2 separate regions of the Mus musculus genome follow, and region 2 is linked to region 1. A link is a contact called in ENCODE POLR2A ChIA-PET data. All regions are on one chromosome and are shown on one strand. Each heading gives the region's core, a stretch centred on a gene start or an enhancer-like site at or near the end of the contact. The rest is flanking DNA. Distances are from core to core; before and after follow the strand shown. Region 1 holds the start of Zbtb7b (zinc finger and BTB domain containing 7B). Region 2 holds the start of Efna1 (ephrin A1).

Region 1 (3,924 bases), core at 32-2,531:
TCCCGCCCCCCCCGCTCTGGCCAGGACACGTCGCTCTCTTACTTGGGTGGGGTGGGAGGAGGGGAGAGAAAGCTGGAAATGGAAAGCAGCGCCCCCCACCCCTCTGAATGGCCAACCTCGGCCAGCGGTGCGCACTAGGTTTCTACCACACAGCGACCCCCACTCTGCTCAGGGCAGGTGCGCCGGCGCCGGCGGCAAGACCGCTGGTAGGTCGAGTTCTTATCACCCACCCTCGCACTGGAGTTGTGAGAGCAAAAGCTGACTTTGAAAAGGTGGCGGTGGGCCTGAGGCTTGAGAGACCGGAATGTGATTGCGGAGCGGGAGGGGCAGAGGGGTCGTCCTGCTGAGCCGCACTACCGCTGGAGAGACGACGCGGCTCTGGAAGCGCAAGAAACCGAATAGTCCAGCCGGTAACTTTCCCCCAAGCCGCGGTTCCTCCCGCTGCCCCCCACCCCCCGTGCCACTGGCCTGGGTCCAGCCCACCGTGCCAGGGGGGCGCGGAGCTGGGTGGGTGGGTGGGGACACGCGTTGTCCTAGTTATAGTCCGTCAGGGTTTCCATTCCCTCCATTCGGTCGGGTCTGGGGTCTCCCCCTAAAGTCACAAAAGCGACTGGGGGTAGGGGTAAGTTCAGTGCAGCTCACCCCCTCTCCATCCCGTAGCTCACAGTCTGTATGATATTAGAAGTGCAAAGAAAGTTTCTGGAGACCCTCCGCTCAGAGTTGGGGGGAGGCCAATAGTCCATAGTTCTCTACCTTTCCTCCAAGTTAAAACCAATTCCAAAGACCCAGGAAAGCTACAGGGAATGCGACTGGTTGAAATCTGGTGTGTGTGTGTGTACGTGTGTGTACAGGGGTCTCACAGGACGCACGAAGGACACTGCAGTAGGCTCGAGTTTAGTGTATCCCGAGCCAAGGGACAAAAAGTGGGGTTCACTTACCTTTCAGCCGTTGGGTCCGTTCGCTGGAGCTGCAGAGGCACAGGGTGTAGGAAGAAGCGCGTCCCCCGCCAGGCTGGGGGGCTTGGGGCTCTGCTCCGGTCCTGGTCAGAAGGCCGCGGTCAGTGGCTCGCTGCTCGTTGCTGGGGGGCTCCTCCTCCGCCACCCTTTGCCTCCTCCTGTTGCCCGCCCCCCCCTTGGCCGCGGAGAGCCGTACATTCACCTGGCTTCCACTCGCCCCCCCCCCCAAGGCCCGCCTCACCTGTCCTGCTGTCTCACCTGTCCTCTCTCTTGCTTTCCCCCCATCCCTCCCCTCCCTCCCCCCGCCCCTGCCACCCCCAAACTCCCCCCCCACCCTTAGCAACACCCTCTGTCACTTCCTGGTTTTTCATCCGCCCCCCCCAGGCACCCCCTCCCTCCGCCCAATAAGGACATAAACTTCCACCTCTTCCAACAGCTAGTTCCAGCAGGGAGCATATGGGTCCCTCCCTCCTTTTCGTCCCTTTTCTCCGAGATTTTGCTTCGCTCCCTGAGCCTTTCCCACCCTTTTCCTTTCCCTTCTTTCCTTCAAACTCCCTTCACCTGCCGCGATCCCTCTCCCTCTCTGCTTTCTACCACTATCTCCTCCGGTCCACCTTAACTGGAGCTCCGCCTCCGACCCCCGTCCAGCCCTCTGCTGCTGCCCAGCTCCACCCCTTGCACGCCACCGCCCTGCCCATCCATTGGCCTGAACACCCGCCTATCCCATGTGGGACGCGCCTAGGGTTCATCCAGGGAGGGGGTGGAGCCTGGGCTGGCCAGAAACCAGAAGGGGAGGGAGGCCGAAGACAGTGTCCGCAGTGGCCAGGGAATGGAGCAGCCCCCTCAGGGACTTCCTCTCTTTCAAGAGGGGCTTCTGTAGGGTCACCACCTGGGGAGGGAATGGTATGAGAGGTTACGGATACGCTGCTGGGGATGAAGACCTAAAATTTAGAAAGAGTGGGGTCCTGCCGAGGGGCTTTAACCAGGTCAGAGCCCCAGGAAGAGAGAGAACCTCTAGACATTGAGCTTCAGCCTCTTGGCCCATCCCCCTCCGAGGGAGCGGGGGAGTCGAGTCTGTGGGCACTCTGTGTCCCTCCCCACGCGTGACGGCGCCCCGCGGGGAGGGAACAGTGCCCGGGGCAAGGAGCCTTTGCGCTCTAGCCAGTGCCCGTTGCTGCCTTGGCATTTTCAAAGGGGAGGGACTGAGTCTGGGAAGGGGAAGGGGGAGGTGCGCTCCCTCTGGGGCCCCGACGCTTTGCCTTCAACCAGCCGGTACTTTTAGTGGAGAAACTGAGACCCTACAGTGGAGGGATCTTGGCGCAGATTCACTCAGACCCCGAGGTGACGATAGAGACCTGGGTGGTTTAGGATGTTTGCTTAAGTGGGTTTGGGAAAAACCGGTATTCGTATTTAAGTGCCCGACCCAAAGAATGGTAGTCTCTGAGGGACGCTTACAACTGGGCTGGCGATGCTATAGACCCCAAAAGGGCCCCTCCTACTCGTTTCAAACGGAGTCAAATCCCGCTCTCTAGGACCAGGTTCGGCTTCGCAGCAGCAGGCCAGGCGGAACCGGGTCGGACTTGTTCTCTTTCCCAGCTCCCTCCGCAGGGGGCCTCCTTCCCTTTCCAGCAGGTGGCTCCGCAGGACACCAGCTCAACCTGTTGGACCACAATGGGCGGTGCCAGGGGGGCCCTGGCCCTCACCCGGGCTGACCCGGGATCCCCAAGCAGGGGGAGGGGTGGAGTCGGCCCTTCCCTCCCTCTTTCTCCCCCCCCCCCCCCCCCCATGACTCAGCCTCGAGGCCGCTGCTCTGCCCCTCAGCCAGGGGCGGAAAGTGTGAGGCGCCCCGGAGGGCTCAAGCCAAACTAAACAGCCCCTCACCCCAGACATTATCTCACTGGAGAATTAGGGGGGCAATAGGGACCAGTGGCTAGCATGAGGAACTCTGGCTCAAGCAATCCGTTCCGGGTTTTCCTATCTGTTTCTGTCCCGCTTTCCCCCGCCCCCAACACCAGCACGCCCTAGGTCAAGTCTGATCTTTGCTCCAGGTTTTCCTAGCGGCCCCGCAGGACTGTCGGAAGGATTCCGAGCAAGATGTGTCTGGACTAGGGTTTTTCCCTTCCTTCTACTGTCAGGGTCCTGCTGACCAGGGAGTAAGCCGTGCTAGGCAACAGTACTAGACACCTAAGTAAAGTGGAGGGAAAACTGCTTTCACGAGAAGGGTACAAGATCTAGGAAAAAGATTTGGGAGAGGGTAGGAAAGTGGCCCAGGGCTCCAGAAGAGTGAGGGTCTTGTCACTAGCTCTAAGGGACTTAGACGCGAACCGCTTTGTTGTTCCACCCCTGCCTCTGGAATTGCTTCTGGCTAGACACAACCCGGGTCTTTCTGCGGCTGGATTATCATTCTTTAGCAGTTCTGGAAATCTACTGTTAGTTCCTTAGTGGCTCTTTTCCATTTCATGTTTCCATGTTTGCTTTTCCTTGTGGTACAAATAGTTATTAGTTCCCTTTCATGTTGGGGGAACACGGACTTGAAATTTCTGTCTAAATCCCCTCCCCCGCTTTGGGTCGTAACTGCCAAACCAGAGACCGAGGCCAAGAAGCGCTGGTGGAACCCCGCCCCCTTATTGGGAATCTGGCGTCTCCCCTGACCCCCATATCAATCCCATATACACCTGAGCTGCTATAGAACTGGAAGGCAAGTGTGGGGTGTGCAGGGGCTTCCTGGTGAGCGTCCCCCATCCTCACATTCAGACTTACATCTTCAGGCAACTTTCTAGATTCTAGACTTTAATGCACGAGAGAAGTAGGTGAGTAAATACCCCGAGAATGAGATGTTTGCCCTGAGAAGGATAAAAGCCGCAGCAAGAAGGACTTTATAACTAAGGCTGGGAATAGTGACTCTGGGTGGCGGCCTGGTTTCGAGACTGGCTGGTCCAAGTACACAGAAGAGTTGAGCAGCTACAAG
Region 2 (3,599 bases), core at 177-2,676, 110 kb before region 1:
GGAGCTTGGGAACGGAAAAGGCCAGGGTTCCCCCCTCCCTACTCATGACTTCCCGTCCCCTCCTCCTCCTTCAGCCGACACCTGGCATGGGCATAAACAGGGACTTTGCTCTTTCCCACTACTAGGGCAGGACTAGGTCAGGAAGGCAAGGGGCAGGCGCAAGGGCAGGCGCAAGGGCTGGTGGGGCGCAGCAGCACTCCAGGGCCAGGAAGACAGTGCCTTTAGGGTGGCAGCTGGCTCTATCTTGCCCTCCGACATGCCCTAGACAACAGACCCTCAATAGGCAGTGCCAGAGGAAACTGGCCCAGCATCTCTCTCAGGGGAAGGGGAGGCAGGCTCACTGGATCTGGGAGGGAGGGGTTTAGTGGCATTCTGTGGCCTCGACTTCTCACCTCTTCTTGTTCCACCATATCCCCCTCTTAGGTTTGGCCCTAACACTCTTCTCATAACTTGAAGAAACTCAAGGGCAAGAACAAAGGGCCCGACAGTGTCTTCCTCTCAATACCATTTGCTTCATAGCCCTAAAACCTGCTCCGGAGAAATTACCTCCTTCCTGTTACAGCCTTTGTAGCCCTGTGAAGCCCCACTCTGCTCCTCCCCAAGCTTCCCAGCGACACTCCTCTTACCAGTCCCTTAGTGTGACCACCTCAGCCACTCCCTCGGTCGACCCATACACAGCATGTGCCTAATTTATGCCCCCCCCAACCTTGGAGGCACTCTTCAGGGTCATCTTAAACACAGAATGAATATCTAATGCCCAAAACCTAGATTCCTACGGAGGTTCTTTCCAAGGCTCCCTGAGCGCTGTGCTTACTCTTGACGTCCATAGGTGCCTGTTAGTATACAAACGCCCAAGTGGCACACAAAAATGAGAGTGCACAGAAGTTTCATGGGGGGACTTAGAGAGCCCCGGAGGCCAGGGCCAACGTTCCAATTCTCAAGGCAGGAGTGCCCAGCAGGAGAGCCTTACTTTAGAGTGATGAGATGCCAGAGGGCAGAAAGAGAGGGCTGAAACAGCCAGCGCCTGTGCGAGCAGGCATGAGCAGGTTTCTGCCCTGGTCGGCTGTTGCCAGGTAGTAAGGGGAGATACAGACGGAGGTGGGGAGCTATAGAGTCCAACCCATCCCTGGCCACCTCTCCTAGGCGCAGGCCAGGGGTTGGCAGGGACAGTTACCCTGCGAAAGGCCATTGCCAACCCGGCACCCAGGCTGCCAGGGAGTCTCAGGGCTTACTTGGGATTTGAACTGTTCCAGAAGACGATGTGGCGGTCAGCAGCGGCCAGACTGCAGCACAGACCCAAGAGAGGGGCCCAAAGGAACTCCATAGCGCGGGGCCGGGCCGAGCCAGGCCAGGACGAGAGCTCTGCAGTGTAAGGTTCCCACAGGCTTCTCCACGGTACAGTAGGCACCACGATCACAAATCTGGCCTCTTCGCTGCTCGACTCCGCCTTTTGGGCTGGCGCCGCCAACACCAGCCCCGCCCTCGCCCCGCCCGACGCGCGCTGCCCCAGGGCTTGATGGCTACGTTGGAGGTGGAGGAAGGGAAAAAGACTCTGGGAGGAAGGACTCCCATATCTCAGCGACGGAGAGCGCTCCGGGGTCTGCACAGATCCTCCCATAGCTGTGTGTGCTCACTTACGGGTGTGGGGGTGGGGGTGTCTATGTGAGGCTCTGTTGGCTTTGTGGGACTGAAAGCCATAGCAAGCTGGAAAAATGGAAGAACTTATACGTGTGGGTCTGGGAACCAGTGGCTTCAGGACTTGGCTTTGCAGCGCGGGGCGCCAATCTTGTCAGGGTGTGAGGTGGGGGGATATAACCACACCTTTCCTGAGATTCACACCCAGGCCCGCGCACTCGCCTTCTCACACTCTCTCGTGACCCCCTCCTCCCCCCGCCCCCCCAGCAACACTCCCCCATGCCTTGACTCTGGCTTGGCTGCCCCTCCCCACACAGACGCGGCTGTTTGTTTTTGTTGGGTTTGTCAATGTTGTCTTTGTTCAAGAGATTGTGTCATCGCTTAGATGCCGGGAATAAAGTGCGACGTTGTGTGTGATCGAGCGTGTAACGTGTGCGGCCAGGGCTAAGGGCTACTCAGTCCATCAGTACTTTATGCGAGAACTCATAGTTGGGCTCAGGGGCTGTAGGGGGGGATGTTCCTAATATTTTCAATAGCGCCAACGTACGCTAATGACCTGTTTATACATTTCACGTGTGTCTTGAGCGAATGCGCGCTTGCAGATGGAATGTGGGAATATGGTCATGAAGAGTGACAAACTAACCGACCTGACACATGTACATATGGCGTGTGTAAATGCGTGTGATGGCGGGTAGGTGTAAAGACACTTGTGTGTGGAAGCGTGTGAAACGCCTGACATACATATGCTAATGTTTGTGAACAGTGTGTGAAGAAGAGGAGAAACGTGTTTGGGCGTGCAGCGGGGGTGGATTGGAGTGGGGGGTAGTTTGGGCGGCTGTGTTTGACTGAGTCTGACTTGGGTCTTCCAGTCGGTGGGCTCTCAGTACCAGGCTCAGAACCCCTCCCCCTCTCCATGTAAACAACCCTGCAGGAATTCACCTCTCGAATCAGCAGCTGTCTGGAGAGGGGTTGGCGGCGTCTGCGCCTGAGATGGAGCTGGCGGGCAGGTGTTTGATTAGGCTCGAGTGCATTCTTGGAGCCGTAAAGTCAAAAGCTGAGTGCTTGGTAGTTTGCGTGTGTGGCGGTGAGCCCGTGTGCGTTGCAGGGTGTGATGGGCGGGGGTTTCTGTCCCTGGTCTCTCTTCTTTGCGGCTGCGCATCAGGGCAAGGCGCGGACCCGGGGCTCTTTGCAGGGTCCGGCCCAGCTTCCGAGGCTTCCAGGCCGTTTCATCCCGGTTTTTTACGGCCAGGCTTGGCGGCAGACCCTGTAATTACATCGGGCCAGGACGCCGTGGCCAGCTCGGTGCTGAGCCTGCAGGGGAGGAGCCAGGAATTGAGGAGGGCTCTGGCTTTCCTCCTTCCCTCCTAGGAGGTGGGCCCTGCTTGTCGCTCTCACCATAAATATTTACTGAGCTCCAACTAGGTGCCGCGCCCCGTAACCCCGCACTAGGGTCAGGGTCCGTCTTTACTCAAGCATACGCCACCGGTGCGCAACCTGCCCTAGGCGACGTGCCTGAGTCCCATGCGTGCGGCTCGTCCCTCCTTCCGGGTTCGAAGTTTATCCGCTGCCCTAGGGAAGCACCTCACGCGCTTTTTGCTCACCTGGAGGAACACCAAGGTGAAAGTCTCCCACACACACCACGAGGGTTCCTTTACTTCATAGGGTTTGGTTCTGTTCTCTGCTTAGTGCCCGGCGCAAGCAATAACAGTAGCCGGTCATTGTTGAGTAATATCACTCACTCTAAAGGTGCAAACTTGTGGCTGCTGTGAAACTCAAAGAGGAGTTAGATAGTGTAACATCTTTAGAGAAAATAGCCCAAAATTGCCCCCGGGGAAGATGGCTTTGGTCCGGATCACCTCTGCTGGCAGCCAATCTCCCTCCGCTCAGCCTAGGGAGGACGTGCCCACCTCCTGCCTGCCTGAGTGTGAGGCTGGAGCAAACTGGATGGAGAGGGTGGCTGAAAC

Evidence for each region. ChIA-PET counts read pairs that join two places held with the same protein, here RNA polymerase II (POLR2A).
Region 2: POLR2A ChIA-PET joins it to region 1 with 17 read pairs in Patski. The contact joins the promoter of Efna1 here to the promoter of Zbtb7b in region 1. POLR2A ChIA-PET finds 5 or more read pairs at or near these places in 2 of 5 experiments (Patski and embryonic stem cell).

What each region holds. Positions count from the first base shown.
Region 1 is chr3:89,392,097-89,396,020 of GRCm38, forward strand. It overlaps Zbtb7b (zinc finger and BTB domain containing 7B), which reads right to left and starts at 1,282. Exons shown (of 3, transcript NM_009565.5): 1 at 939-1,282. Gm15417 (predicted gene 15417) reads left to right here. Exons shown (of 2, transcript NR_040403.1): 1 at 1-410.
Region 2 is chr3:89,278,219-89,281,817 of GRCm38, forward strand. It overlaps Efna1 (ephrin A1), which reads right to left and starts at 1,427. Exons shown (of 5, transcript NM_010107.4): 1 at 1,233-1,427. The coding sequence starts at 1,324.